2 separate regions of the Homo sapiens genome follow, and region 1 is linked to region 2. Evidence: chromatin loops called from intact Hi-C (ENCODE). Cell type or tissue: heart left ventricle. All regions are shown on one strand. Links, peaks and the distances in the headings refer to the core of each region. The heading gives the core; the rest is flanking DNA. Region 1 overlaps AKAP13 (A-kinase anchoring protein 13). Region 2 has its middle 50 kb from the start of MIR7706.

Region 1 (13,171 bases), core at 2,449-4,948, 370 kb before region 2:
ACATGCTCAGGGCAGATACCACCATAAAACAGGCACTTTCTATTCTTACGTCATGTGATCAGAGCCACCTATATTACATACCTGAGGAGAAAAGTGCTACCAGACAGGCTGGGGCTAACCATAACACCCTCCCCACCCCCACCAGCAGGTCAATGCCCCTGACCTCCACCTGCTGCCCTGATAGTCCTGAAGGAGGAAGACAGGTGTATGAACAGCAGGGTAGGCCTGCAGACGTAGTTAAGAAGAAAACCACTTTAAGAGCAATACGGAAATATTAAAATCACGAAGAAATGTATATTGAACGTGAAGAAGTTCTGAAAGCGTTTTCTTTTCTGAAAGTCTAATTCTCCAGTGTTACTCAAGAAGAAGATTGATCGCTTAAGAGAAAAAATATTTTTTAGTTATAATTTGTTCTCAAAGTTGGTACCAAATGATTAAAATAAACAAAATCCACCACAACCTCAACTCTCCCAACTCCCGAGGATTTTGCTGGTTTAAACCCTTTTATTTTAAGCCTTGTTTTAGCCAGAAAGTCTTACCTTCATTTTGACCTTTGCACAGGAGGCTAGACTTTCTCGGCAGCCTTTGTGGACAAAAGCACTGCAATCTGAAAAGAAAGCAAACCCAAGGTCACATGGACAAAGCAAACAGATCCCAGATTCTGAGTTTCCACTGCTGCCACAAGTGGCCTCTGAATTTCAAAGTGAAGTCACTCACATGTGAGAATGTGACTGAAATTACACACTGCAGTCCTCTTCTAGGAAGCAGGTCTGTGATGTTATTTGGAGGAGGAAAAACACGAGCAGATGTGATTTTTTTTTTTTCGGTGTTTGTGTCTTTATTTGGAGACCAGGAGACAGATTACAGCTTAATGAGAGGAACAACGACTCAAGTGATCTGATGGGAAGGGTGAGTTTCCTGGCCCTTAGGAAGCAACAGATGTGATTTCTAATCAACAAAAACTAGTAAGTCTGGAACTTTTCAGACAGGAAGCTGAGAGGCTACCAAAACTAAAAGTGAAAGTGTCTGCCATCAATGTGTAAGTCTAAATTACAAATAAATACATTAATAAAGCCCCTAACAGGGGTTACAAAATTTGTATGACTGTAATAAAGCACAGAATATAAAATCTGAAAAGCTTAACTACGCTGGGCTTTTTGCACCCCATTCTCTGAGACAGGAACCACACATGAAAGGTCACTGGAACCCCCACATGCACCTCTGGGAACTGTGACTTAAGAGAAAATGGAGACTTCTTGAAAGATAAAGCAGAAACCACAATTTGGCAAGGACAGCATTTTATCTCAATTCCTTTACTTTTCACTCCCTTGGCCTACAAGGGCCACTGACGTAAAAACCCAAGCCTCTGTGTCTCAGAAGGCTTACCATCAGCTCTCAGCGCTGCTATAAAGTCACATAACAGAACTGTTCCAGGAAGCCAGAGGTAAAGCAGAAACAAATGAAAGATCGGCCTGTGGGGACACTCGAGGAGACACTCTCATGGGAAGGGCTCACTCAGGAAATCAACCACAGATACCATTCACTAGGCAATGCCTCACAGACTGATTCAGGAAGCATCACAGGTCCTGTCTACATCAACTCACCAGTTAAGGGCCAACATCTCTTTTGGGCCAACATCTCTTTTAGCCCAGACACATGGATTTGTGGGGGACTGGAGTGATGATGGGGAGGGAAGGAAACCAGAAAGGAGACTGCTAGAATCCCAGACCTCAAAGGCCTATTCCATGCCTTTTGTAACACTTCCTTTAACACCCACTTGGTTCACAGGTCTCCTCCTTAATACCACTGGCACAGTGTATTGAGACTCTCTTAGGTTTTTCTCTATCCCCTCTCTGGGGCAGGGACCATTCACCCACTGCTGAATCTTCAAATTAAGACTCTCCAGCATAGTGCCTAGCTCATGCATCCTATTCAAATGCTCCTCTCTCGGCCCTACTATGCCTATTTAAACTAAAATTAGATGAATGCGCTGACACAGCCTTGATTACAGTATGTCAAACATCAATTTAGTAACACAAAAGGACAAACAGCTGTCAAACTAAATTTGACGTAGGTCCTGGCTCTGCATGTATGTATGTACTAGTATGACCCTAGTCCCTTCTTGACAGGCCTCCGTTTCCTCATCTATAAAATTAAAAAGGAGGAATCACATTTTCCCCCAGGTTCCCTCTGCTGTGATTCTATCAGATGGGTAAGTGAGTTTCAGGCTGCTGGACCCACAGCAAGAAGCATAACAAAGTGGTCGAGGCAAACGGCTTTATTTATTTTCTAGTAAGCCAAAACATGTTTCTGCCCATCCTCACGAGCACTATTCTTACTCAGGGTGTATGGTGCACCTCCCCTCCTCTGCCACAGAGATGCCCAGGACTTGCAGCTGGCATGCTCCTTTCTGGTTTCTTCCTCTCCCATTAGTTGATCCATCATATCCTTCCCATGCACAGACTTGAAAGCCCACCCCACTCAAACCCTTTCTCTTCACAAATCCCCACTCAGCTAAAGTCTTTCAAATACATCATCTTTAAGTCCATTTCTCTTTCCCTTCTACAGAAAAAGTATAAAAAGACTATGAAAAGGCAAAGTCAATGATTAGTAGATCTATGTTTTTCAGCGTGCTGAATCCTCAATATATAATGCTGAAGAGAATAAAGCAAATTACAAAAAGAGGTACTGTATGGTAGTATTTATGTAGGTTAAAAACAAAAACAAATTATATGTTGTTTATGTATGAAAATAAATTATAAAACACAGACTACGAATGCACTGAATTCATGACAGTCCTTGTCCTTGGGGAGGAAGGAAGATGCATGGGGCAGGGAAACAAAGGGGAATCTGAACTTAACCATAATGGTTTCTTAAAAAGTGAAACAATCTGAAGCCGTCTGACAGAATGTTACTATGTGTTCATTCTGAATCATGGACACATATGTGATAAATTACCTATGTATAATACTTTGTATTAACATTTTTCAAAATTAAAAAAAATTTTTAATTTTTAAAAAATCATCACACTCTAATGTCGTTCAAAGTTCCTTGGATTTGCTTATAAACATTTCCATATCCTTTTGCATAATCCATTTATCGCATCTTGTGATAACTTAAAGATAAGATTTTATTGTCTTATAATCCAGTTAAAAAAGTATATTTTTTTTCTTTTGTTTTATTGAAAATCTATAATATTTTAGGCACCTAAGGGCAACACAGGAGGTGGCAGATTTGCTGGAGAACCAGCTACTAATTCTGATCTGCAAAAGTGACCAAGAACACTATGGGCAGAATTTGTTTCCAAGTTCTGTTCTTTCTGTTCCTTTCTTCCCAACCAGTTCCAACACCCTACAGAGATTTAAGCAATGATGATTTTTAAGGGAGTGGCACTATCACGTAAAAAGGTTTCAGCAATATTCAAACTCTCAGGCCAGTGTTTGAGTGTCTGAGATGAACATAGAAGCAGAAAAAAATCATTTAAAATGTGCTTCTAGTAAAGAACTTTTCACATAAATTCACTTTTAATTAATTGAAACATGTCCCCAAACCCACAACCCAGCTGGAAGTTTAACACGCTCTATATTATGGTCATGAGTTTTCTCTTAGTGATAGTTTGCATGGACATCTCCTTAACATGCTGAAGTACCTACTTGAAAAACACTCAACTTGTTTCCAAGTTGTCCTGGACTCAATTCACAGTGACAGTTTTAGAGCTGTGCGTGGGTGATTTAGAAACTTCAGCCCCACTGACATCAGCCAAAGTCATGAGACTAAAATCTTACTCTCTGTTTGGGAAAACAGAAAATTACCAAGAACACAAGAATTGAAGACAAATCTAATACATTTTTAAGCTCTCTGCCACAAACCATACCATGTTGTTATGAAGATCAGAAAATAATTATCTGGCCTTTTATTTATTTATTTGATAGATTTCCTAATAGCAGTAGGCAATATGCTTTCATTTTTTAAAATTCTTCAAAAAGGTCTCAGCACAGTGGTTTATGGGAACAGAGCTGATCCCTAATCGGATTCCTCTGTACCTAAAACAAACAGTCCAGCCTTCAACTTCTTTCTTTGCTACAAGGAGGCATCAAACCAAAGAAAATGAAGTTAAACCCACATGACTGGAAACTATCATCTATCTATTGCTGTATCTTTTTTTTAACCCATGCCACCAACCACCACAGATCTTTGGCGAATGGTTATATACTATGTGTTTTTTATCTTTCGGAAGAAAAATAAAACAAACCATTAGCGAGGCTAACTTAAGAAAATCAACTTTATACAATGATAAGAGGAGTGGCCATGCCAAACTGAAATGAAATGACAGAATATCAAAGGACTGCCTACACAGAAACGAGCCACCTTTGGGAGCTGAGTCATATGCAGCCAAGGCTCTGACAAAAAAGGTCTTCCAGTACTTCAGTTCATTGATCATCACTTGGGAATAGGCTGAAGACTTCTGACTGTTCTGCCTACAGATGTGAGCAGCAAAATCTAACTGGGAAAAATGACCTGATTCTTCTCCAGGACACAAGTTGAGGAATTACCTTTAAGGATAGAAATGCACAACTTTCTCCTATCATTTCAACTCTAACCAAGAAAATGAAAATAAAACAAAAAACAGTTAAATATGAGCAAATTTAGAAATGCATGCTACAAAATTCTTTCTGCAACTTTAAACTTCTTGTTTAAAATCTTTAACAGAGACCCTGTCTCTCAAAAAAAAATTATTAAATATATGTGTGTGTATATATATATATATATATTTTTTTTTTTTGAGATGGAGTCTTGCTCTGTCACCCAAGCTGGAGTGCAGTGGTACGATCTTGGCTCACTGCAACCTCTGCCTCCTGGGTTCAGGTGATTCTGCTGTCTCAGCCTCCTGAGTAGCTGGGATTACCGGTCCATGCCACTACGCCTGACTAATTTTTTGTATTTTTAGTGGAGATGGTATTTCGCCATGTTGGCCAGGCTGGTCTCAAACTCCTAACCTCAGGTGATCCACCCGCCTCAGCCTTCCAAAGTGCTGGGATCACAGGCGTGAGCCACGGCACCTGGCCAATAAATAAAATCTTTGGGGGATTTGAGACATCGCCCTATCTGGACTAAGAGTGCTTATATGCAAAAGGCATGTGAGATGTTCTTGGTAGCTGGTGTAATAACCACAGTGCTGATGTACAGAACAAGAAGAAAGCCACAAAAAAGAGCCAAATCATCTCAGCTGAAGTAGCCCCAGCAGCAGTTTTCGTAACAACACTGGTAAACAAAAATGAAATAAAATGAAAGTATTCTGCTTAAAAAAGAATTGCCTTTATTGCTTAGGGTCTTTTTTTACCTTCCTTTTCCCTAAGTAATAAACTTCCTTCCTTTAATCAACTATATGTATTTTATTCTCTCATATAAGCAATGAACTATAAATGCCAGAAAACTGTCTAGAGGGCAACTTTTCTGATGAAATCAGAAGTAAAATCTAACCATCACACACATTCTAAATTCTTATGTTTCCTACTTAGATTGCAGCTGGTTTACTTGTTTATTTTTTATGTAAAAGAAACAACCTACCACAAAAGTACTGAAATGCTGCTAGCACAACAGAAAATAAATCAGCAATAATCTCAGTATCATTTTACATCTGTTTAAAGCAAGCAAAACAGAACCACTGGCAAGACCCCAAAACCTGAACATAACAAATTCCTTATTCTGAAAGACCCCACTAAGTCACTAAGCTTTTCAAAGAACAAATTATTTGTGGCAGCTGGAAAGAACAGCTGACTATTCAAGGACAGCTTTACATAATAGAGAAATAAGAGTTGAAAAGACATTCCTCTATTAACCCTGTTAAAGTCACCTAATCCTAAAGCAAGAGTAGCGTTTTGGCTGAGATAAAAAGTCCCAGTTTCTTGTATAAACCATCATAACATATCATCATGATGGACTATATGGCTGATCTTTCTAACCACAAGTCAAAGGTGACTATGCAGTGCTGAGGGTATGAAGCTCTATCCAGGGGTCAGCCAAACAGGGTTACACTTAACCACAATGGGAAGCCACTGTCTCCTAAGAGCACAAAGGTTTCCTAGGAGGTAAACGACTAACTGCATGGATGCTACATTTCCTACGACTCCTGGGAAGATCCTGGACATGAGACGCGATGGAGGGAAGTGACGAAAGATTCTGCGTCCCCAAATTACTCATATTTTCTACTTCCTGCCAAGATAACACATGGGACTTCCTACATACAAACATTCAGCTTCTTCAGGAAGCTGAAGATAATCAGCCCATTACTTTGGTTCCTTTGAGAAGATGACTACATACTATTTTGTTGCTTTCAATCCTTTTCACTCCTTTTGTGTGTGTGTGTGTGTGTGTGTGTGTGTGTGAGTCTTGCTCTGTCACCCAGGCTGAAGTGCAATGGCGCGATCTTTGGCTGACTGTAACCTCCGCCTCCCGGGTTCGAGCAGTTCTCCTGCCTCAGCCTCCCAAGTAGCTGGGGATTACAAGCGCCCACCATCATGCCCAGCTAATTTTTTGTATTTTTAGTAGAGACGGGGTTTCACCATGTTGGTCAGGCTGGTCTTGAACGCCTGATCTCGTGATCCACCTGCCTTGCCCTCCTAAAGTGCTGGGATTACAGGCGTGAGCCACCGTGCCTGGCCTACCCCCTTCTTTTTATAAGAGGCAGGCTGCAGACTGTCTTACATAAACCTTAATGCTATCACCAGATGTTGAGACTATTTCTACATTACTTCTGGAGTAGGGTGGTATGCAAATTAAAGAATGTATTTTTGAAACTTAGTGCATATTAGGGTAACAGTCAAGCCCAACTTAAACTATTCCTTTTTGCTGTCTGATACTTTTCAGTTTAAACCTCAAATATAGCCAGGCATGGTGGCTCACGCCTGTAATCCCAACACTTTGGGAGCCTGAGGAGGGTGGATCACCTGAGTCAGGAGTTCAAGACCAGCCTGGCCAATATGGTGAAACCCCAACTCTAATAAAAATACAAAAAAAAATTAGCCAGGTGTGGTGGCGTGTTCCTGTAGTCCCAGCTACTTGGGAGACTGAGGCAGAAGAATCGCTTGAACCTGGGAGGAGGAGGTTGCAGTGAGCCGAGATTGCGCCACTGTACTCCAGCCTAGGTGACAGAGTGAGACGCCGTCTCAAACAAACAAAAAACAAAAAAAACCCCTCAAATATGTTAACTCTTTTTCCTGGTTTTTGCTGAGCAGGTAGAACTAAGATAATCTCTGATATTTGATTAGATCAAGCCATTACCAAAAATCAAAGAACAACTAGCAAAGGTTATTATGACCCCTGTCCCCACCGACAGACTTCCCAAACAGAAAAGACTTTAGTCTAGTGATAACACACTGGACTTCATGAAATAACGTGCCTCCAGAAAAAGCAAATTCCTTGGGTGACTTCATATTAAAAAAAGTCCCATTCCACTTATAAACACTATTAGCACAGAACCAGTAGCCAATCCACTATTTCACTGGTTTTCCAAAATACTAGAAAAACTCTAAAAAGTCTTATATGAAATATTAATATACTGTGTTCAGATATGTAAAACAGTACAGATTTATTTTGAGTTGCAATTTTAATATTTACTTTCAAAGTTAATGAGAACAATGAAGCAGCTGTGATGAACTAAAAACGTGAGGTCAGAGGTGCATGACATTCGCAATTCACTTACCTACCACAACCTCTAATTTCTTTATTTAATTTTGAGTACATGACACAGAGAACATCTTAACGTTCTTCATGTAGATAAATAACCAATATTAGCAGTTTTTTTTTAATGGCTTGCCTTGCAATCACAGTATAATCTTCAATTAATTAGAGATGGAAGGAAAAATACAAATGAATAGGTAGGCTGATAGCTAAAGCTGATATGTTGATGTTAAAATTTGGGAATTATACCTTTAAGAAGGTACGTTTTTATGTAGTTTTAAATATACACAAATTCAGAAATCTGTGGAGCTTCCAAACACCTGACATCCTGAAAGCTACCGCCCTATCCATTAAACTAATTACTACACAGAAGTGTGGCTGAGAATCTCAGACCCTCAAACCTTTCCTACAGTTTTCCCCAGTCAATACCAAACCCTACACAAGTGATTCTCCACGGGTACCTCTGGCATCGTTGGGCAATGGAAGTCTCCAAGAGGTAACCCAGATCTTGCTCTCCAGAGGCGGTTCTAGCACATACGACACTGATAGCATAAGGAGTCTAATAACTTGTGGTGTCCTAGCTATGTGTGCTTCATCATCCAGGGAGTCCAGTAAAAGAGAATTTCTATCATGTTTAACAGGAAGACATATCAAGAAAGCAAAAATGGGCTTAGGATGCCTGTGCATTCTCCTACATTAACTGAATATTTCTGCTATCTGATAAATTTATTATATGCCAGTTACAGGTTTAATTCTGAGTGATAGTCTAATGTAGACAAAGACTTAATATAGCCAAAGAGGGCAAATTTCAACTATTTGTAACCTAGAAATAATGTATATACACAAGTCAATGGCAATACAAGGCTAAATATACACTGGCATATATTAGACAACTTCTTTTAGCCTGAACTTAAAATTGCAAAATTATCTGGAGCTAGTCATGGAAAGGTACAGCCACTCATTATAACCATAAGCCAACGGTTCTTAAATCTATTGTCCTCTATAGCACAAGATTCTTTGGGTCTTCAAAAAGACTGTCTATAACTTTCAACCTTAAATCTCCTGATAATGTTTCACATCACAATCCAGAACTGAGAGTTGGTAGATCAACTATACTACTTCTGATTCAAGCTGGTGCTATCAATAACAGTGGTAGAACAACTCTCCTCAAGGCTTATAAGCTTACTCTGTTCTGGTAGTAATTCTGCTTTGTCCATTAAATTCTCAAATCAAATACCAACTTATTTTGTGCCTTCATCAGAGATCAGCTGATAAATAACTAGAAAAACCTTTGAAACTATCAGTGGTCCAATATTTACATTTTGTTTTTAGACATACAAATAATATGTAAGTACATTCTCTAAAAATTCAAACAATCTAAAAGAATAAAATAAAGAGTCCTCTTCAACTCCTTTTCTCCTTATTTCTCTTTCTTCAGATTGTTAACAGTTTGGTGTATAGCCTTTCAGATATTTTTGTAAAAAGAATTTTTTTTTTTTTTGAGATAGAGTTTCACTCTTGTTGCGCACGCTAAAGTGCGGTGGTGTGATCTTGGCTCACTGCAACCTCTGCCTCCTGGGTTCAAGTGATTCTCCTGCCTCAGCCTCCTGAGTAGCTGGGATTACAGGCATGCACCACCACGCCCAGCTAATTTTTTGTTTTTTAGTAGAGATGGGGTTTCACCATGTTGCCCAGCCTGGTCTTGAACTCCTGACCTCAGGTGTTCTGCCCGTCTCAGCCTCCCAAAGTGCAGGGATTACAGCTGTGAGCCACCATCCCTGGCATATTTTTGTAAATTTATATAAACTGTTTGTTTTCCATAAACTAGGATCATGCTGTATATATTGTTCTATTTACTGACTTTCCAACTCATCAAAATGTCTTGGAGAGCTCTGTCTGCACCTGCAAATCTCTCCCAGGGCTTGGCACACTATGGTCCTTGGGCTGAATTAGGCCCACAGCCTGTATTTGTAAATTTTTTTTTTTTTTTTTTTTTTTTTTTGAGACAAGGTCTCGCTCTGTTTCCCAGGCTGGAGTGCAGGGGCTCGATCTCGGCTCACTGCAACCTCTGCCTCCTGGGTTCGAGTGATTCTCCTGCCTCAGCCTCCCAAGTAGCTGGGATTACAGGCGTGCACCACCATGCCCAGCTGATTTCTGTATTTTTAGTAGAGACGGGGTTTCACCATGTTGGCCAGGCTGGTCTCAAACTCCTGACCTCAAGTGATCTACCTGCCTAGGCCTCCCAAAGTGCTGGGATTACAGGCATGAGCCACCGTGCCAGGCCTGTAAATAAATTTTTATTGGAACACAGTCACATCCATCGTCTATGGTTGCTTTTGTGCTACAAGGACAGAGTCCAGTAGTCATGACAAAGACCTGATGGGCTGCAAAGCCTAACATACCATTGGTTCCTTTGCAGAAAAAGTTTGGCAACCTCTGATCTGTCCTATATTCTCTCTCTCCTTTTTTTTTTTTTTTTTGGAGACAGAGTCTTGCTCTGTCACCCAGACTGGAGTGTAGTGGCTCAATCTCGGCTCACTGCAACCTCTGTCTCCCAAGTTCAAGCAATTCTCCTGCCTCAGCCTCCCAAGTAGCTGGGATTACAGGCACTGCCACCATGCCCGACTAACTTTTGTATTTTAGTAGAGATGGGGTTTCACCGCATTGGCCAGCTGGTTTCCAACTCCTGACCTCAAGTGATCCGCCAGCCTCAGCCTCCTAAAGTGCTGGGATTACAGGCATGAGGCACCGTGCCTGGCCCTTATATTCTCTCTTTATTATCAGCCTATCCATCTATATACTATACAAAATATACTATATTTTATGGATGGATATTTAAATTGCTTTCAATTTTTCCAGAATATAAACAAGTTCACAATAAATAAGTACGAAGGATCATTTTAGAATTCCTTTTTTTAAGCCACTGTGGGTGCCTGACTCATATTGATATTCAATAAATATTTGTTGACAAACTGCTTTTGTATGAATCACATATCAAACACAGTAGCTTGCAGAATTCAGTCAAATGAACTTTGTTGATTGACTTCATATAAGATCAAGGACTTAAGGGTACAATTATTTATGATTAAATGTAAAAAACAAATCCAGTGTGAAGTCATTAAGACTTTCTAGACTGAAGCTCTCCCCTTACTAATGCAGACAACAGAGTAGAAGCCATCTTATTCCTTTATAAACAATTATAAATCAGGACAATATGCTGAAATATTTGAAAAAATCCATGAATACCTTTCAATGACTATTTCCATGCTTTAAATTTTACTCAGTTGTTTTTAAATCTACCCATTAGTTGTTACGTCTTTTTCTTCCATTATAGATTCTATTCGTTTCATCCTTTTAGTAATTTTCTTTCTTTTTTTGAGATGGAGTCTCGCTATGTCACCCAGACTGGAGTGCAGTGGCGCGACCTCAGCTCACTGCAACCTCCGCCTCCCGGGTTCAAGAGATTCTCCTGCCTCAGCCTACTGAATAGCTGGGATTACAGGCGCACGCCACCAAGCCTGGCTAATTTTTGTATTTTTAGTAGAGACGGGGTTTCACCATGTTGGTCAGGCTGGTCTTGAACTCCTGACCTTGTGATCCACCCACCTCAGCCTCCCAAAGTGCTGGGATTACAGGCGTGAGCCACTGCGCCCGGCCCCTTTTAGTGATTTTCAACATCTCTTGCTTGTACATCCCCTAATTCTTCCTCATGGTGGTTTACTTCCTTATGTGGCATCTATGTATCTTTTATCATGAGCTCGGCTTCATAGGATTTTATTCCTCCTGCCGTAGCCTTGGGTATACTGATTTGTCAACCTAACCCAATGGAGCAGTTCTACATCTGCTACAGGCTGGGTCCCTCAAGGATCTGTCATTCCTAAACTGGAATTTCATGTAACCTCTTGTGAAAGTTTCTTAGCCTGAAGTTCTAGCACATACAGACGGTGTAAACTTGGACTCCAGATTCATCAATTCTCACTCAGGGACCTGGGGAGACTGTAAGGTTCCTTTCTGCTTCTGAAGGCCACTGGGTAGAATTTTCCAAGGCCCTTCATCATGGATGTTAGTCTTAAAACAGCATTTCTTATACAGGGGTCTCAGTCCCAGCTCCCACTACATACCCTGAGGCCGCATATCTTGACCCCAAATGAGGGGGCATGCTCTTTACTGCTCTGAGTTCCCTCAGGAATTTTCTATTTGGCAGGTTCAGCTATGTATTAATTTTTTAAAAAATAGATTTTATTTAGCATTTTATATTTTATAGCAGAAGGCAGGTATCTAGTCTGCTTTACTGATGAAGTTCCCTGAATATTAATTTCATACTGCCAATCAAGAAATACAGCCTCTTCCCGTTTTTCTGAGATCAGTGCTCTCCAAAAGAAGAACTGGCACACTGCAAGGAGGGATGTAAAAAACAATCCCTTGGAACACAGGAGGAAGATTTTACAGCTCTTATTTAAAATGACTCCTTAACGTAGAAGAAAAATTGAGTTAATGTCTAATTGATAAGTGGGTGCCTCGCTCAGTCTTTATGTTAGGCAGCCTCACTTTATATGTGACACTAGAGGTTTCTTAAGGGAGCGGGGTATTCTTCACTCAGGAGATGGGCTGGGCATGCATAATCCACATTTGTTTACTTTCAGCATGTTGTGATGAATGGAAACATACAGGTATCCAATAAAGTGGGCTTATGGATTATATTACCTGGTTTCCACTAAAATCAAATGAAAATGATGAGAGTTACACAAATTCCTTCAAAGAAGTCATGAATCAAAGACAATACTAATCATACTAATAACTAACCAGAAAACAAGAAAATGGCAATTCTGAGACTTATTTTTAGAATGAGCTCTTGGAAAGTATGGCACAGTAGGACTTGTATGTAATTTTTATGTTATGTATGTATCCTATGTGAGTATGCTAAAAATGTTTTAATAATAGGTGAACATGCTATAAAATGCTTGGTGATTACTGCTCTAGGCAACCAGGTTATTCCAGTACTAAGAAGCTAACTGTGTCCAATGGCTAAAAAACTAAACTATAGACCTCCGACTGGTGTCCCAGAAGAGTCCTATTAGAACCTGGGTTCCAAAATAAACACTGGAGGAATACTGAACAGTGACAGTCTCTTGTTTCCTAGAGGTTACATGAAATTATTATTATGTGGTAGTGGCTCTCAATGGTCTGGTAAGTCACAAATGAAGGATGACATTAATGTGTGTGATCTCTGCCCACAGGGATGCATGAGGATTCGGGTGAGAGCTCTCATGGTTTTTGGTTACTTTTGAAAAAATAGGACAGTAAAACAAATAGTGTTGCTGACTACTTTGGGGGTGTAACATCCAATAAAAATCATTTTACATGAATGTGTGTCATAAAGTCAGTCATATCAAAAAGTCACAGGAACTGTAGCACAGATTAGACAGGCTGTGTGCTAGCTGTAACTCCACTCCTCCTCTTCCAAGCAAGAAAGTGAGTGAAAATCATCACA
Region 2 (17,437 bases), core at 6,661-9,160:
CCCAGGTCAGTCTTGAATTCCTCGGCTCAAGTGATCGGCCCGCTTTGGCCTCCCAAAGTGCTGGGATTACAGGCGTGAGCCATGCCCAGTCCATCAACACCTTTCTAGTAATAATCTAGAATCCTTCACTCTTGCCCTTGAGAATAGGAAAGTGAAAGGCTTCCTAACTCAGAGACTTATTAGACGGTGAAAGTGGAAGAGTTAGCTTCTGGTCATTCAAAATAAACTGAACCTAACCTCTCTTGTTCCAGCCTCTGAATCCCAGGTTTCATAAAGCTTGTTTCTGTTCTTATACTACTTCCTGTGGATCCTTATTCCTGTAGATGTAATCTTGGGCCTGGATGAAATGAAGCATAAAGAAGGAGTCAAAGACAGTGATTAAGAACTAGGCGGGATGTGGTGGCTCACACCTGTAATCCCAGCACTTTGGGAGGCCGAGGCGGGTGGATCACAAGGTCAGGAGATCGAGACCATCCTGGCTAACACGGTGAAACCCTGTCTCTACTAAAAATACAAAATATTAGCCGGGCATTATGGCTGGCACCTGTAGCCCTAGGTACTCGGGAGGCTGAGGCAGGAGAATGGCGTGAACTCAGAAGGCGGAGCTTGCAGTGAGCCGAGATTGTGCCACTGCACTCCAGCCCGGACGACAGAGCCAGACTCCATCTCAAAAAAAAAAAAAAAAAAAGACAGTGATGAAGAACTAAGACCAAGAAAAAGGCTCATCCTAAGACCAAGAAAAAGGCTCATCCTGTATGATTCCCGGTAGGCACTGCAGAGGTGGGCATGGCTTTTTTTTTTTTTTTTTTTTTGAGAGGGAGTTTTCGCTCTTGTTGCCCAGGCTGGAGTGCAATGGCACGATCTTGGCTCACTGCAACGTGGCATTTTTAAAGTGTTGACCAGGGTGGACCATTCTGGAGTGTCAATGGCATAAAATAGTATTAGTATGTTTATTGTTTGTAAATGTTATCAAGATGTGATTCAATTGAAATCTTTTTTTTTTTTTTTTTTTTTTTTTGACAGAGTCTTACTCTGTCACCCAGGCTAGAGTGCAGTGGTGCCATTTCAGCCTCCCAAGTAGCTGGGACTACAGGCCTGCACCACCATGCCTGGCTAATTTTTGTATTTTCAGTAGAGATGGGGTTTCACCATGTTGGCCAGGCTGGTCTCAAACTCCTGACTTCAAGTGACCTGCCATCCTTGGCCTTCCCAAAGTGCTGAGATTACAGGTGTGAGCCACTGTGCCCAGCTTGAAATCTTTAATACTAATAATTCCATTATTCTGTTTGATGTTTGCATACCAGTTGGTGTAAAACACAAAGGTAGCTGCAGATCCAGTTGCTCAGTAGTTCTTAACCTTAATGCCACCAGCTGAGTGGTTGTGAGGTGTTTTCAAGGTACTTCTTTCTTGTGTTGCTTTGAGAGAAAGGATAAGGGAATGAAAATAGCAGAATGAGCAATGGAAAAAGGAGGGAGCGGGGTTTTAACCTTGGCCCCCAAGAGGCAGCAAAGGAAAAACAACACAAAGAGAATGAGAAATCCAGACAGTCATTGAAAGGAGAGGGAAACGCCTCAGGAAATGCAAGAGAAAGCAAAGGCTGTGGGGTAGGAAATAGATAGAGACTGAGAGTCCTAAGCATGAGCACTAAAGGGACTGGGGTAGTCTCAGTTGGAGACGGCAGCATTTTCCAGAAAGATTAAAGCCCATTATTACCTTTAGAAACAAAAAGGATGTTGGAAGCAGAGAGCACAGTGGTGTGACTGCCCTGCCGTGGTTCATGAGCTAGATGCCAGCCGAGGTAACATCCCCGGAGCAGGAGCTGAGAAGGGAAACATCCTCCACGTGGACAGACACATGCTGCAGAGCCTGGAAATCATCCCAGTGCAGATCCCTTTTTAAAAGCCCACAAAACAGTGCCTGGAGGTACATTTCCAGCAACTGACTAGGGGTTCAGGGTTGCAGCCGAGCTGAGCTGGGAGTCTCGATAGATTCAAATGGACCAAGCCTTTGACCAAAAGGAGAAGAGAATGCACATTTGTTGAGCACAATAATGCTGTGAAGAGGATGCTCTTACCTCCATTTTGCAGGTGAGCAAAGAGATGGAGTATACAGTGACAATACATTATTCATCCCTGCTCAAGGTCACACGTGAGAAAGTGTGAAGCTGGGATTCAAACCCCAGCCTTTCTGTCCTCAAGCCTCACCACTTACGTCATGCTGGGCATCGTTTCATTTTTTGAAATCTCACCTAGTGCCAACTTCTTTATATACTTTCTCTGAGCTATAACAGGATCCAGCCATGAGCTTAAGTGTCAGCATGTCAGCATTTCAAAAACCTGCCACTTCCACATGACCCTAACACCTAGAGCTATAATTGGGTAGGATCTCAGGGCCCAGGCATCTCTTTCCTTTTCTGATGATTTCATGGGGTGTGGGGGCAGGGAGCCCTGAGCGGATAGAGTCCAGATTAGGAAATATTTCCTTAACTGGCCCTAAGGCGTGTGCTCATATATTTCTTTCCTTATATTCATAGACTTATTTAAGAAATATAGACCCCAGAAGATGAACACACTCAATAGATTTTCCTTCTATTATTTGGAGGAATGATGTGATACAATTGATTTCTATCTTTGTTAAAACATTTAATTACATCTTTCATCTTAAATTATTTGAAAATAGAAGCATTTTTAATAAAAATGGCTGTATAGGGGAAAGTAACTAATATTCACTGTGAGCCTGTTTGTATCAGGTGCTTTAATCTAGATGATTTCCTTTACTTCTAGGGGGAAGGTATTACTATGGCCACTTCATAGAGAACGAAACTGAGGTTCAGAGACATTACCAAAATAGTAGGTGGTCAGAGCTGGGATTTGAACCCAAGGACACTTGAATCTTGACTAGGCAACATGTCAGGCTTTAAGAAGGAAGTCTTGGGATTAAAATAGAAAAAACATTTAAGGAGCTTAGGACAATATCTGGGACATAGTAAGCTTTAAATAAATGTTAAGTATCGCTACTGGTGTTATTATTATTGAAAGATGATCTGTAAGACCACCTTAAAATTTTTAAAAAAAATTTTGAGACAGGGTTTGGCTCTGTCATCCAGGCTGAAGTGCAGTGGTGCAATTGCAGCTCACTGCAGCCTCGACCTCCTGGGCTCAAGCGATCCTCCCACCTCAGCCTTCTGAGTAGCTGGGACTACAGAAGCATGTCGCCATGCCCGGCTAATTTTTTAAAAATGTTTTGTAGGGATGAGGTCTCGTTATGTTGCCCAGGCTGGTCTTGAACTCTTGGGCTGAAGTGATCCTCCTGCCTCTGCCTCCCAAAGTGCTAGGATTATAGGTGTATAACCACACCCAACCAAAGACCACATTTTAAAGAGAATCTCTGATGTATTAATTTTCAACCACATCTGGCAGACGAATGAATACCTGGAGATATGACAGTGATCATTATTCTGATGGCAACACTGGCAGGTTACATTTACACAGTGATTTGGGCTTTGCAGTCTTTCCATGGTATCCCCATTCCTAGGGAAAACGGACCATCCTACAGGATTCCAGGAGGCTATTGACTTGTCTTTTGATAGTCAACAGCTGGAAGGAAATACAGAGGGATTGTATGAGTTCTGAGTGCTGGCGGCAGTTGTAAAAATGCAAGCTCAGGCCTTCCTTGTAATTAGCAGAAAACAGTCAAAGGTCAGAGATAAGAAACAGAAGGGCTGAGTCCGTTGTGGGAAGCTCGTCTGGAACCCTCTCTGCTAAAGCATTCCCGAGGTTGGTGGAGAGGATCAGGGTGAGCTTCTTACTGACGACCTGTCTAAAAGATCAGAGGAACGGCTGATATTTAAGGAATTTTTATCTCCATTTTCCCCCTTGAAATTTGCTTCATGTGGGCTACTAGTTTGCTATTTCATTTTTCCGGTGTTTAGAAAAATAAGTTACATTTTGGCGACTATTTCCTTGCTCTGGCCCTTGCTCTTGGCCATGCTGTTTACCTTTCCTGCCTGAGCACCTCCTGCTGGCTCCTCAGGGCTTACTCAAGAATCTTTTTTTTTTTCCAGTGGCACAATCTCGGCTCACTGCAACCTCTGCCTCCCAGGTTCAAGCAATTCTCCCGCCTCAGCCTCCTGAGTAGCTGGGATTACAGGCATGCGCCACCACACCCCACTTTTTTTTTTTTTGAGATGAAGTCTCAGTCTGTCGCCCAGGCTGGAGTGCAGTGGCTCAATCTTGACTCACTGCAAGCTCCACCTCCCTGGTTCATGCCATTCTCCTTCCTCAGCCTCCCGAGTAGCTGGCACTACAGGTGCCCGCCACCATGCCTGGCTAATTTTTTGTATTTTTAGTAGAGGCAGGGTTTCACCGTGTTAGCCAGGATGGTCTCGATCTCCTGACCTCGTGATCTGCCCAGCTCGGCCTCCCAAAATGCTGGGATTACAGGTGTGAGCCACCACGCCCGGCCCCGCACCTGGCTTATTTTTGTATTTTTAGTAGAGAGGGGGTTTCACCATGTTGATCAGGCTGATCTCGAACCCCTGACCTTGTGACCCACCTGCCTTGGCCTCCCAAAGTGCTAGAGATTACAGGCATGAGCCACCGTGCCCGGCCTCAAGCATCTTAAGCCTCCCTGAACTGCTTGCTTCTCCTCCTCTCTCTCCCCAGTCTAGGCTAAGTACCCCCTCTCAAGGAGATCCCGGGCATGCTTCTCTACCTATATCATAGCCCATATTACTTTGAAGTGATGTCTCTTTCTGCCTTGAAAATATTTGGTAAGTGTCTGAATCTGCTTTTGGAGAGGAGCACCTGGGCCTTATATCCTTCATCAACAGAGCAACTGGTATGCAGTAAGTGCTCAAGAAAGAGCAGTCCAGTGGAAATGTCTCCAAAACAGAGTGAACCCATCTCTCAGTCCACCATGCAGGCGATAGTCAGAATCACATGACTAAAAACAACCTACGTCCAGTTTTATTTATTTATTTATTTATTTATTTATTTATTTATTTTAGAGTTCTCTAATTGCCAAATCTTATTTTGAGGGATAAAAAGCCAAAAAGGTGAGTCTGAAAATCTAGGTATAAATATAGATAAGCCAGGTGCGGTGGCTGACACTTGTAATCCCAGCACTTTGGGACGCCAAGGCGGGCAGATCACAAGGTCAGGAGTTCGAGACCAGCCTGGCCAATATGGTGAAACCCCGTCTCTACTAAAAAAACTACAAAAATTAACTGGGCGTGGGGGGTGCCTGTACTCCCAGCTACTAGGGAGGCTGAGGCAGGAGAATTGCTAGAACCCGGGAGGTGGAGTTTGCAGTGAGAAGAGATTGTGCCACTGCACTCCAGCCTGGGCAATAGAGCAAGATTCTGACTCAAAAAATATAGATAGATAGATAGATAGATAGATAGATAGATAGATAGATAGATAGATAATGACAAAATGACCACAGATGACAAGGATGAAAGTTTGGGTGATGGATTTTCTCTTTCCCAGAGATAGACTTTCTTGGACCTGCCTAATGTTGTCACTATTCATTTAATGTCCCTTTAGGTCAACAGCCAGAAACGGAGACAAATGCTGGCTTCCGTAGCAGCAGGCTGCCTCTAGCAGGTCTTTTTCCAGTTCTAAGCTGGGATCCAAGCCTGTTGTGGGCTACAGTATGCAGGATTTGCACTTCCCTGGCACATGGATGAGACACTGTGATCCCATTGGTAGCTGAAATTCCATGTTTATGCAGAAGAACATCTGTAGATTTTGTCTCTGGTACAGCCCAGTTACAGTCAGACTCGGTATTTAAAGAATGAAGCAAAGCAACCACAGAAAGAGATAAAATGGCAAGAACTCTCCGTCTGGAGTCTTTGTAGTTGTTTCAAATATGAACAGACAGGAAAAGAAAATAGGAAGATAGAGGGTGGGAGTGGGAAGAGAGATATGAGCATTTATCTACCAAAGCTGGCATATGATCAGTCCTGTGTCAGCTTTGGGGTAGAGAGAACCTAGACGATTTAGATCCAGATAGATGTGGGCTCCTGGCTCTGGCATGTGCATGATGATGCTGGTACAAGGTTATTCACTGCAACATTGTTTATAGTAGCAAAAGACGGGAAACAACCCTATGTCCACCAACAGAAGACTGCTCCATTAAATTACGGTATGTCCATGCAATGGAATATTGTGCAGCTGCAAAATGAAAAGAATGAGGAAGCTCTTTATGTGCTGGTAATGAAAAGATCTCAAGATATTTTGTTGATCTCAAGCTCTTTATGTGCTGAAAGAAAAAAAAGCAAGGCATGGAACGGTATGCACGGTATGCCATGTTTTGTGTAAAAATGGAGAAAAATAAGACTTTGTACTCTATTAACTGGAATATGCATAAAGAAATGCTAAAAGTGGCCGGGCGCGGTGGCTCATGCCTGTAATCCCAGCACTTTGGGAGGCCGAGGCGGGCGGATCACGACGTCGGGAGATCGAGACCATCCTGGCTAACACGGTGAAACCCCGTCTCTACTAAAAGTACAAAAAATTAGCCAGGCGTGGTGGCACGTGCCTGTAGTCCCAGCTACTTGGGAGGCTGAGGCAGAAGAATGGCGTGAACCCAGGAGGTGGAGCTTGCAGTGAGCTGAGATAGTGCCACTACTCTCCAGCCTGGGCGACAGAGAGAGACTCTGTCTCAAACAAACAAACAAAAAAGAAATCCTAAAAGTATACAAGGAACAAATGGTGGTTACCTGTGTTTGTGGCAAGGAGACAGATGGGGGAAACTGACAATCCGGGGGTCAGCAGACAGGAGACTTTGTATTGTATACCTTTCTACAGTTTTGATTTTTTTTTTTTTTTGAGCCAGAGTCATGCTCTGTCACCCAGGCTGGAATGCAGTGGCATGATCTTGGTTCACTGCAACCTCTACCTCCTGGGCTCAAAAGATTCTCCTACCTCAGCCTCCCCAGTAGCTGGGATTATAGGCACATGCCACCACGCCGGGCTGATTTTTGTATTTTTAATGGAGATGGGGTTTCACCATGTCGGTCACGCTGGTCTCAAACTCCTGACCTCAGGTGATCTGCCCACCTTGGCCTGCCAAAGTGCTGGGATTACAGGCATGAGCCCCCGCGCCTGGCCCCCTTTCTACGGTTTTGATTTTTGAATCATATGACTATATTACCTGATTACAAGCCAAATCAAACAAACAAGCATCATAGCTCTGTCATTGTTACCAGCTGACCCTGGCAAGTTACTTAACCTCTTCCAGTCCTACTTTCCACATTAGAGAAATGGGGATATTTATATTTGCCCCACCGGGCTGTGAGGTCACTGAACATCACTAACAATGGAACGTAGAAAGCACTAAACACAGAGCGGGGCGGGGTAGGGGGAATGGGTGCTCCCAAAGGGTGGGTCATACCCCTTCCCTATAGCAATGCCAGCATCTCTCAGGTGTTGTGTGTGATTGTCATGTGTTGGCTCACATTTCTCAAGAAGCACTTCAGGAGCCACTTTCTGCTGCTTGCCTTGTTGTGAATCTGTCCGAGTCCTCACCCCAGTTAAAAATGTCCAGTGACCTTAAGAGTTCAAGCACCTCTGAACACTCCTCTGGTAGGTGGGGCAAGCCTCTAGAAACTTCTGCTTCACTTTTCTGCTTGATTGATTTCTCCCCACTCAGCTCCCCCTGCAGAGTCAACTCCCACTCACCCTCCCGGGGAGCAGTCCCCGCCTCAGGTACCTCACTGTGACAGAAGCCGGCTCACTGAACACTGAACATTTGGACAGTATTTGGGTCCATTCTGTCTCCATCTCGCTCGATTGCCCTCTCTCTGAATCGGTTCTCTGGGCTTCAGAATCCTAGTGAAGTCAGAGGACAGTTGCCTCTCATCAGAGAACCAAAACCTTCTGCCCCCAGGCAGTGTCCCTTAGGAGGCCACTTGGCACATCCAGCTCTCCCTTGGTAACTTAGAGGCCCCGGGGTGCTCTAACTTCCAGGCTGGCATGTGATCTCCTGCAGGCCTGTGTAGAGAGCCCTCAGCGGGGCGGGAGGATGTGAGGAAAGAACAGAGTGTTCCAGGCAGAACAAAGCCAGCTGCAAATTTGCTCAGGCCCTTTCGTTTCTTCCTTGAAGGGACCAAGTGCAGCCTCTAGCGGCTGCTTCCGGACATGGTCATGGGAGTCAGACCTGTGGGACTTGTGGGACTTGTTCACCTTAAACTGGGCCACAGCTCCGGAGCCTGAGGAGGCAGCAGGACTTGCTGACATGGTTCTTTGAAAACCTTCACCAGGCAGAGTTGTGGTCTGTTCCGCAGGCCAGTGCATGAGTCAGACTGAACCTGTACCCCACGCAGCTCAGGTCCAGGGTTCAGGACCAGGCTGATTTCTGCAGTGAGCTCAGCTTCCTAACCCACAAGGGCGTGCAGAACTCCCCCTTGCTCCTTCCTGTAGCTGCGCCCTCGGCCCTACCCTCCTCCCCAGCAGATCTGTTCCCCACCTCGATTGTCATGGGCTGTCTGCAGCGATGGCAGGGGTTTGCAGCTGTTAGTGGCTGCTTTCCTTGAAGTTCTTCTTTGCACAGATCCTGAGACTTGATATTTGTTGAATGAACAACATCAATCCAATTTGAGTAGGTTGAAAGCAGACCTGAAGTTGAACCGGACCCATTCGCCTTAACTTATTTTCTAGGTTATTTAAAAACGTATATCAACTCCTCTTACAAATTTTGGTATTGTGGAATGCTATGTTGGAAATACTAATCAAATAGATCTCTCTTCTTTCATGGAACACCAGTATAAATTCTCTGTTCCCTAATGAAAACAAACAAACCCCCCAAACAAAAGCACCAAACACTTGAGCTCTCATAGGGTACATGAAACTATTTCAGGGGTTAGGCACGGCATTTCCTCTAACTCAAGGTGAATCCCTTTAGGGCACTCAAAGGGCTGCAGCACAGCATTTACTTTTTTCCACATATTCCTTCAAATTTCTGTTTTCTGTATTACCAGCTACCATCCACAGAGAGTCATAAATCCCCTGGAGGAGTCGTATGTGATCCCACGTGATTAACTTTGCATCTGTTTTGCAGCTGTTCACTCTGCAGTTTTATTTTGCCTTTTGGAAACCTCAGAGCAGTGCTTCTCAAATGTTAACGTGCATACGATGAATCACGTGGGCATCTTGTTAAAATGCAGAGTTTTGAGTCGAGGGTCTGGGGAGGGCTGAGATTGTGCACTTCTAAGGAGATGCCAGGTGGTGCTAATTCTGCTGCACTGGACACCACACTTAGAGTGGCGAGGTCACTAAATAATAGGAGCAAAAGGATCGTGAGAACACCGACATCAGTGAGAAGGAGGCTGGCTGCAGAGACCATGGTAGGAGGAGTTTTCCTTGGTGATTCTGCTCTTCTCTCCGCGCCCTTTCACTTTCCCTTTCCTTGTAAATATCCTTTACTGTGGTCTTTCTTTGATTAAAGAGAAACTGTGTGAGCAGAGCCAAAGGCCACGTTCATCTATGGGTAGCATCTATGCTTCTTCAGGTCGTCTGGGCTGGAAGAAAACAAAAAAGTTCTGCAGCCAGAGATAACTGAAACCAGTGAGACTTCTGCAGCTCGTGTGTGCGCACCCAGAAACAGACCCAAAGCCAGCAGTTTCAGTTCCCTCAACTTAATTTTACTAATGTGATAGAGAGGCAGCAAACATCTGCAAGGAACCAGAAATCCTTCCTTTACGTGTGCTGTAATCTAAAACAGTTTCTCAACCGTGGTGCCGCTGACATCTTGGGCTGCCTAACAGTTTGCTGACCAGGAGGCCGAGTGTCCTGTGCACTGCAGGCTGTTTGGCAGCATCCCTGGACTCTACCCACAAGATGCCAGCAGCACTCCCAAGCTATGACAACCCAAAATACCTCCAGACATTGCCAGATGTCAACTTGAGGGGCAAAATTGCCCCCTGGTTGAGAATTACTGGTGTAGGATAGATAAGGTAGAATCTGTCAGTTCTACAGAATGTCTACCTTCCCCATAGGGAAAGAAAGTTTTTTCTTCATACTTGTGGTAATTTCCAAACGTTTCTGTAATAAACATGTTTTACTTTTATAGTTAGAAACAACTATTTGGAAAAAGAAAATAAAATGTTTTAAGAAGAGTTTCATCATTCTCATGCTAGAAAAAAATATATATATATATACGTATTTTGAGACAGAGTCTCCCTCTACCAGGCTGGAGTCCAGTGGCGCGATCTCGGCTCACTGCAAACTCTGCCTCCTGGGTTCAAGCAATTCTCCTCCCTCAGCCTCCTGAGTAGCTGGGATTATAGACACCTGCCACCGTGCCCACCTAATTTTTGTATTTTTAGTAGAGACGGGGTTTCACCATGTTGTCCAGGCTGGTCTGGAACTCCTGACCTCAGGTGATCCATCCGCCTCAGCCTCCCAAAGGGTTAGGATTACGGGCATGAGCCACCACACCTGGCCCTTAGTGAACTGTTTCTCAGTGAGACACCACCAAGTGAAATTTCCAGATAAGTGAAGCTAAGTCATGTGGGTTTATATTCTGTGCTTCTTCTAATTCTTTCCGGCTTCTAGAGAAAAAGATCTGAGATTGTTCATATGCAGCAGGAAAGAACATCGTCTACCATGGGTTTGGGTGTAGGGTGGAGGTGCCATTATGCTTGCTGTGGATTTGTCTTTTTAAAAACTGAATTGCTATCTTTCCTTGCACCCCAACATTTGGTTTGCTCTTAATAAGGCGGTAACTGTGGTCTAATGGAAAGCACGTTGGCCTCGGGGTCTGAAGATCTGAGCTGGAATCTCAGCTATGCCACTTACTATGACCTTGAATGAGTGGGTCATTGACTCTCCCCTCCTGAGCTTGGACTATGAGCTATTCATTCCCAGCTCATAAGGTGTGTGTGAGGATTAGAGGAGATGACAGATGAAAACATCTACTTAGTATCCAGCTTATGGGGAGTGCTCAATCATTTATGTGCATTTATACAACCCTTATTTATTTATCCATCCAATAAGTAGGTGACATAAATCTGGGGGCAGGGAATATGATACTGTACTGAATACTTAGAAAATTTCCAAAGATGAAAATAGGGCCCTAAAGGGGTTTGTTCAGGAGAAAGGAAGCATCCTTTCCTTTAGGTCAAACATCCTCTCAAAGCGAAGGTATATTTAGAAGCCTTCAAACTGGCTTCCTGCACTAAGGGAAGAAATATTTGCATTTGTAGAGATGACTTATTAGGGAAGCTCTAATAAGTTCTCACAGTGTGGCTCCTTGATCAGCATCAGCATCACATGAGAACTTGTCAGGAATGAAATGACAAAGGCCAGCTCCTAAAACTCAATCGATTTGTAGGTAAAATACTCAGGCCCTCGCTCATAGGCTTGGTTCTTATCAGATGCTTTTAATCCATAGCAGAGAAAAAACAGCAAATAGGAAGTGAAGTGGAGCTATTAGAAGGTGGACCAATAAAGGCAGAGATAAGATGGCAATCGATGGAGAAAATTCAAATACTAAGTCCAGACTTAAGCTCTTTAAATGTAGGTAAACAGCAACATACTTCCTCAATAGCCTATGGTCATTACTTAATATTCTAAAGGGAGATATCTGTAGTGCTGGCCTAGAATCATCAAGAAAAACTTAAACCATGTTTTTGTGTTCTGTTTAAAATGGTAGGATGGTATGGATTTCAGAAAGACTTTTTTTTTTTTTTTTTTTTTTAGATAGAGATTCACTTTTCTTGCCCAGGCTGGAGTGCAATGGCGCATTCTTGGCTCACTGCAACCTCCGCCTCCCAGGTTTAAGAGATTCTCTTGTCTCAGCCTCCCGAGTAGCTGGGATTACAGGCATGTGCCACCACACCCAGCTAATTTTTGTATTTTTAGTAGAGATGGGGTTTCACCATGTGGGTCAGGCTGGTCCCAAACTCCTGACCTCAGGTGATCTGCCCGTCTCGGCCTCCCAAAGTGCTGGGATTACAGGCGTGAGCCACTGCACCCGGCCAGAAGACTTTTTTAAAATAAAAAATATACTTCAAATAACATTTGAGTACTTTAAGGAGTTAGCTTTACTTATTTGGGAATTTCACTTTGTGGCATGCTTCCTTCCCCCAAGAAACTGATCAATGAGGCATCACTGTAACTTGTTGAGGTCAAGTGCTATTTCCCATACTTTTACCCACTCCTGTTTGACCACACTGTAAGAACTCAATAAATATGTGTTGGTTGATTAAGCTTCCCTCTGGGCATTGGGAAAAAAAGGGGGTAAACTCAATTGTTTTATAGTTATCATGCTGTTGCCACAATGCCTGATTATTGCTTTTATCTTCAAAGCCCAATGTTCCCTGCTGATTTCTGTATTGTTTGCTTCTTTTCTTCTTTGCAGAAAATGAAATCTATGCATGGAGTGCAATCTTGCTGAGAACAATTTGTTTCCTTTCTATATTGTCTCTCCATGCCCTGCTCGCTCCCTTCAGGTACTAATCATAATTATAGTGCTTGAAGATTCAGTGAATTTCATCATTCCTTGTTACCAGCTATGAAAATCATTGATCGTTTCAAGGATTGGCTATTTGTTGAGAAGACTTATTAGGGAAGCCCTAATGAATTCTGAGAGCATGGTCCCTGGACAAGCAGCATTAGAATCACTTGGAAGCTTGTCAGAAATGCAAATTTTCAGGCCCCACTCAGACCTACTGAATTAGAAACACAAGGAATGGGGCCCAGCAATCTTGGTTAACAAGCCTGCCAGGTGATTCTGATGCCTGGTCAGGTTTGAGATTGGCTGTTCTGGAGTACCATCCTTCATCTCACCTCTTACTGTACCAAAGGAAGTGGAGTAGGGGTTGGGGAGACAAGTTGTCCTCAGTTCAGAATATTTGGAATATAAACCTACAGAGATAACTAAGCTTAGTAGAAACAGCACAGGCTGAGATAAACCTTGGCTTAAATTCTGGCTCTGCCTACATGTCTTTGAGCATAGCATTAATACACCCTAAAATGTTATTAACCATTTTGTGACTCAGTGTCCTTAATGCTTTGCAGAAGCTAAATGTTAGTTCTCTTGCCCTTATGTTGTTTAGGCACTAGAAGTGTTTCCACTTGGAAAAATGTGTCTTCCTATGAAAACCATATTTGGTGCCCAGAACCAAATGTATCTGAAATACTAACTTGGCTTTATACTTTAGGTATATTATGGGTTAAAAACACACTTAACAGGCTTTTGTGTGCTGGCTTGGGAACTTTATTATCCATTTATTTCATCATTTAGTCATGCCTTTTAAAAAGCACAATACAATTTCCCTATGGTGAAATATATTCCAAGTTCCAAAAATATAATTTATACATAACTTTTGTGACATGCTCTGTCCATTTGATGTCTCTATGCATCCATTATATCTTTAATGTAATCCAGATAGTCAAACTCAAGGAGCAGGGATTTGGAAGCTCCACAAAATGAGTATCTTTCCTCAATACTAGTAAATAGTCTTTGTAACTAAGTAAAACTCAAAAGCTGTGACTTGTTTTCACTACTGACTACGCTCAGCTGAAAACGAAGAATAAGACATTAGGGCAAACCTGGGCTGACTGAGGCATGGAAGAAAATGGAAACACAGAGTTTGGGCACCTGTTTGGCCATGAAGCCACGTCCATTGTCTCTAGGGTAAGTTCTCACTGAGCCTCCTAGCACCTTAGCCACCACATCATAAGGTGACTTCAATGCTGTAATTCAAGGGCAAGAGCTCTAGACTTTTGAAATGAACCACTCATATCTTTTTTTTTTTTTTTGAGACGGAGTCTCGGTCTGTCGCCCAGGCTGGAGTGCAGTGGCGCGATCTCAGCTCACTGCAAGCTCCGCCTCCCGGGTTCACGCCATTCTCCTGCCTCAGCCTCTCAGGTAGCTGGGACTACAGGTGCCCTCCACCACGCCCGGCTAATTTCTTTTTGTATTTTTAGTAGAGATGGGGTTTCACCATGTTAGCCAGGATGGTCTCGATCTCCTGACCTGGTGACCCGCCCGCCTTGGCCTCCCAAAGTGCTGAGATTACAGGCGTGAGCCACCGCGCCCGGCCCATATATATATTTTTTTTTTTCTAAGAGGAAATGCACAAATGGTGAGAAGAGATCTCAGCTTTTGTTCCAGATCTGTAAGTTTTCTCCTCTTTAAAATTGGCCTGAGCCAGGCGTGGTCCCAGCTAGTCGGGAGGGACCTGTAGTCCCAGCTAGTCGGGAGGCTGAGGCAGGAGGACGGCTTGAGCCCAGGAGTTTTAGGCTGCAGTGAGCTATGATCACACTGCTGCACTCCAGCCTGGGTGACAGAGCAAGATGTTGTCTCTAACAACAACAATAACAAAATTGGTCTGTGAAAATGTAAATGAAGACTGCTAATTTGTGTGAAGCAGTGTGGTTTAGTAGGTAGTGTGTGCATGAGAGGCAGAGGATCTGAGTAACCCTGGCCTTATTTCTTGCACATAATCTAATTTTTTTTTTTTTTTTTGAGATGGAGTCTCGTTCTGTTGCCCAAGCTGGAGTGCAGTGGTGTGATCTTGGCTCACTCCAACCTCCACCTCCTGGGTTCAAGCGATTCTCCTGCCTCAGCCTCCAGAGTAGCTGGGAATACAGGTGTATGCCACCATGCCCAGCTAACTTTTGTATTTTTAATAGAGATGGGGTTTCACCACGTTGGCTAGGCTGGTCTCAAACTCCTGACCTCAGGTGATCCACCTGCCTCGGCCTCCCAAAGTGCTGGGATTACAGGCGTGAGCCACCGTGCCTGACATAATCTGATCTTTGACAAGTTATGTAACCTCTTTCAGCCTAAGTTTTCACATCTGTAAAGGAGTAATAATAATATTAATGATACTCAACCTTCCTAATTCCCAGGGCTATTGTTGTAAGGAAGAAATAAGATGATGTATGTTAACATCTTAACCAGTCTATACGGACATGGAATATTTATCTAGGAAAAAAACCTAGAAAGCCATCAAGTGGAGCTTTTTCGACCACAGGGGGCTCTTTTGATAGCAGAATGAACAGGAAGTAACCACAGATGGAATGGACTTGCATAATGAGAGAGATTTTTTCCAGCCAACATTTAACCCTTTTTCCTGCTTACAGCCAATGACTTTTCATAGCTGGAGAAGGTGTTCATGTATATTTCTCACAGGTACTTTTAGGGGAGTTTCTGCAGAGGGCATTTGTATGGAACTTTTCAACAGTTAGTGGGAATAAATTAGGGCAGTAGAAATACAGTTGAAGAATCTGACCTTGAAAAACTGTAAACGGCAAAGCCATACAAAAGTGAACCTAGTGAAACAGTAAAGTTATGTTTGTCCTGTCACTCATGACTGTGCTTACCCGTCCCGAGGTCTGAAGATTTAGTCTCTGAAGGGATCAAACAGAGAAGCCTCTGGATGGGATGCTCGAGACTTATTTGTGGATGTGAGCACAATACCAGTGAATGCCATGCCAAAAACAGGGATTGAATGGCTATATGCACACTCAATTCAGAATGAAGGCCAGGCATGGTGGCTCACGCCTGTAATCCCAGCACTTTGGGAGGGCAGATCACTTGAGGCCAGGAGTTGGAAACCAGCCTGGCCAACATGGCAAAACTCTGTCTCTACTAAAAATACAAAAATTAGTTGGGTGTGGTGGGACATACCTATAATCCCAGCTACTTGGGAGGCTGAGACATGAAAATCGTTTAAGCCTGGGAGGTGGAGGTTGCATTGAGCTGAGATTGCACCACTGCACTCCATTCTGGGTGACAGAGGGAGACTCTGTCAAAAAAAAAAAAAAAAACCCAAAATGAAGGGACTCATTGTCTTGTTCCTCCAACCAGAACATTGGTACCAAGGACATTACCTCTAGGCAGGAGGATAGAAGGCTTTTCTTTAAGAAATTGACCAGATCAAGAAAAAAATGCCTACATATACTGACATCAGTGTTTTACCCCAACAGGTACCATCTATACAATCCTATAATGAAGTTCAAAGTCAACAAAGCTCATCATATGCTCAGAGTTTCAAATCAGGTTTTCTTCTCTACTGGGTAGTATAAGTAGATGGCCAAGAAGTGCTAGTTATCTGAGAAAGTCTCTAACATGATAGGTTGGGATGAAACAAGCAAAAAACCCACAACAGCTTAAAGAATACACAGGCAAGACAGGAAGAAAAGAAAGTAATAGAAAATAACCTATTATTAAAACCCTCAGAAGGAAAGGAAAGGATACTCCATCTATGGAAAAAAAACCAAGATGCTATCTATAAAAAGAAATATTTGGAGGACAAAAATGTGCTTCTGGAAATTAAAAACATGATACTAGAAATTAGAAACTCAGTAGAACAAAAGGAAATCAGCTAGAAAGTAGAATAAAATATATAGAAATAGAAACTAAGCTAAAAATGTAAGAAAGTTAAAGGATCAGGAGATCTAATATCTGAATAATGTGAGTTTCCAGAGTAAAAGAACAGAGAACACAAAGGGGAGGAAATCATCAAAGAAATAGTTCAAGAAAATTTCTCTGCATTAAAAGACATGAGTTGTCAGATTGGAAGGATCTGTTGAATTTACAACAAAATGAGTAAAGAGAGATTTACAACAATGCACCTGTTGTGAAGTTTCAGAACACTGGGAACAAATAAGTTTCTACAATCTTTGAAAGGAAAAAACTTTATCTTTTTTTGTATTTATCATACAAAGGATTGGTAACAAAAGTGGCTTTGAACTTTTTAATCACAACCTTGAAGATAAGAAAATAATAGAGCAGTGCCTTCCAAATTCAGAAGGAAAATTATTTCCATTCTAGAATTCTATATGTAAACTATCACTTCAATTTGAGAGGTGAAAAACTACTTTTTCAGGTGTGTAAAATCTGTAAAACTGGGTCTTAGGCAACCTTTCTTAAGAGGAATTAGGAGATCCAGTTAGAAGAGAGTCCCCTGGAGGATGAGAAGATCCCAGAATGAGGGCTGTGCCAGTGGTGCAGATTAGAAGAGTAGACTAGAGAGACAGATTGAGTGCTGTCATCCACAATTCCCCTGCTGACATTTACTTTTTTTTCAATTTAGGAAAGCATGCCTGGGTTTCATATTAGCTTCTAATCTTGTCTTGACCACATATTGATGAAATTCCTACATCACTGCTGCTTAGACCTTCTAAGGTCATTTATTTCACCCCACAGAATTTTTCTGTTTTCACTGACTCCTGAAGGCTAGTTGGCAAGTACTGGGGTCAGGTCACGGCAGGTTTAGAAGCAGAAAATACTCAATTCAGAGTACAGTCCATCCATTCAGAATGCTAGACATCCTTTGCCTGACCCACAGGACAGTCCTGTCTGATGGCCCAATTGTGGCAAGCCCTGTTACTGAGGACTCACTGGTATGCCTGGCCCTACGACTTCACCGGAAGGGGCTCTCATAAACATTCAGGGCAGCTGGAGACAGAGCGTGAC

What was found. Peaks named below come from ENCODE experiments on the same cell type or tissue, not always from the same donor. Only the 100,000 strongest peaks of a DNase experiment are listed, where the experiment ranks them.
Region 1: a loop joins it to region 2, with 3 times the contacts of the local background. A loop is called at or near these places in 5 of 110 quality-filtered maps.

The regions. Positions count from the first base shown.
Region 1 is chr15:85,695,455-85,708,625 of GRCh38, reverse strand. AKAP13 (A-kinase anchoring protein 13) reads right to left here. Exons shown (of 37, transcript NM_007200.5): 18 at 540-607. Among named protein-coding and RNA genes, the nearest start is that of LINC02883, 57 kb to the left of the region's middle. RefSeq lists enhancers at 969-1,278, 10,540-10,709, a silencer at 3,645-3,774 and a cis regulatory region at 10,624. In heart left ventricle, for the core only: no CTCF peak of the experiment used is centred there; no DNase peak of the experiment used is centred there; H3K27ac peaks cover 2,500 bases.
Region 2 is chr15:85,321,991-85,339,427 of GRCh38, reverse strand. No RefSeq gene overlaps it. Among named protein-coding and RNA genes, the nearest start is that of MIR7706, 50 kb to the left of the region's middle. RefSeq lists enhancers at 1,811-2,312, 1,403-2,602, 7,729-8,038, 8,129-8,208, 8,891-9,060 and 2 more. In heart left ventricle, for the core only: a CTCF peak has its summit at 8,138; a DNase peak (open chromatin) is centred at 8,057; H3K4me3 peaks cover 959 bases; H3K27ac peaks cover 2,500 bases.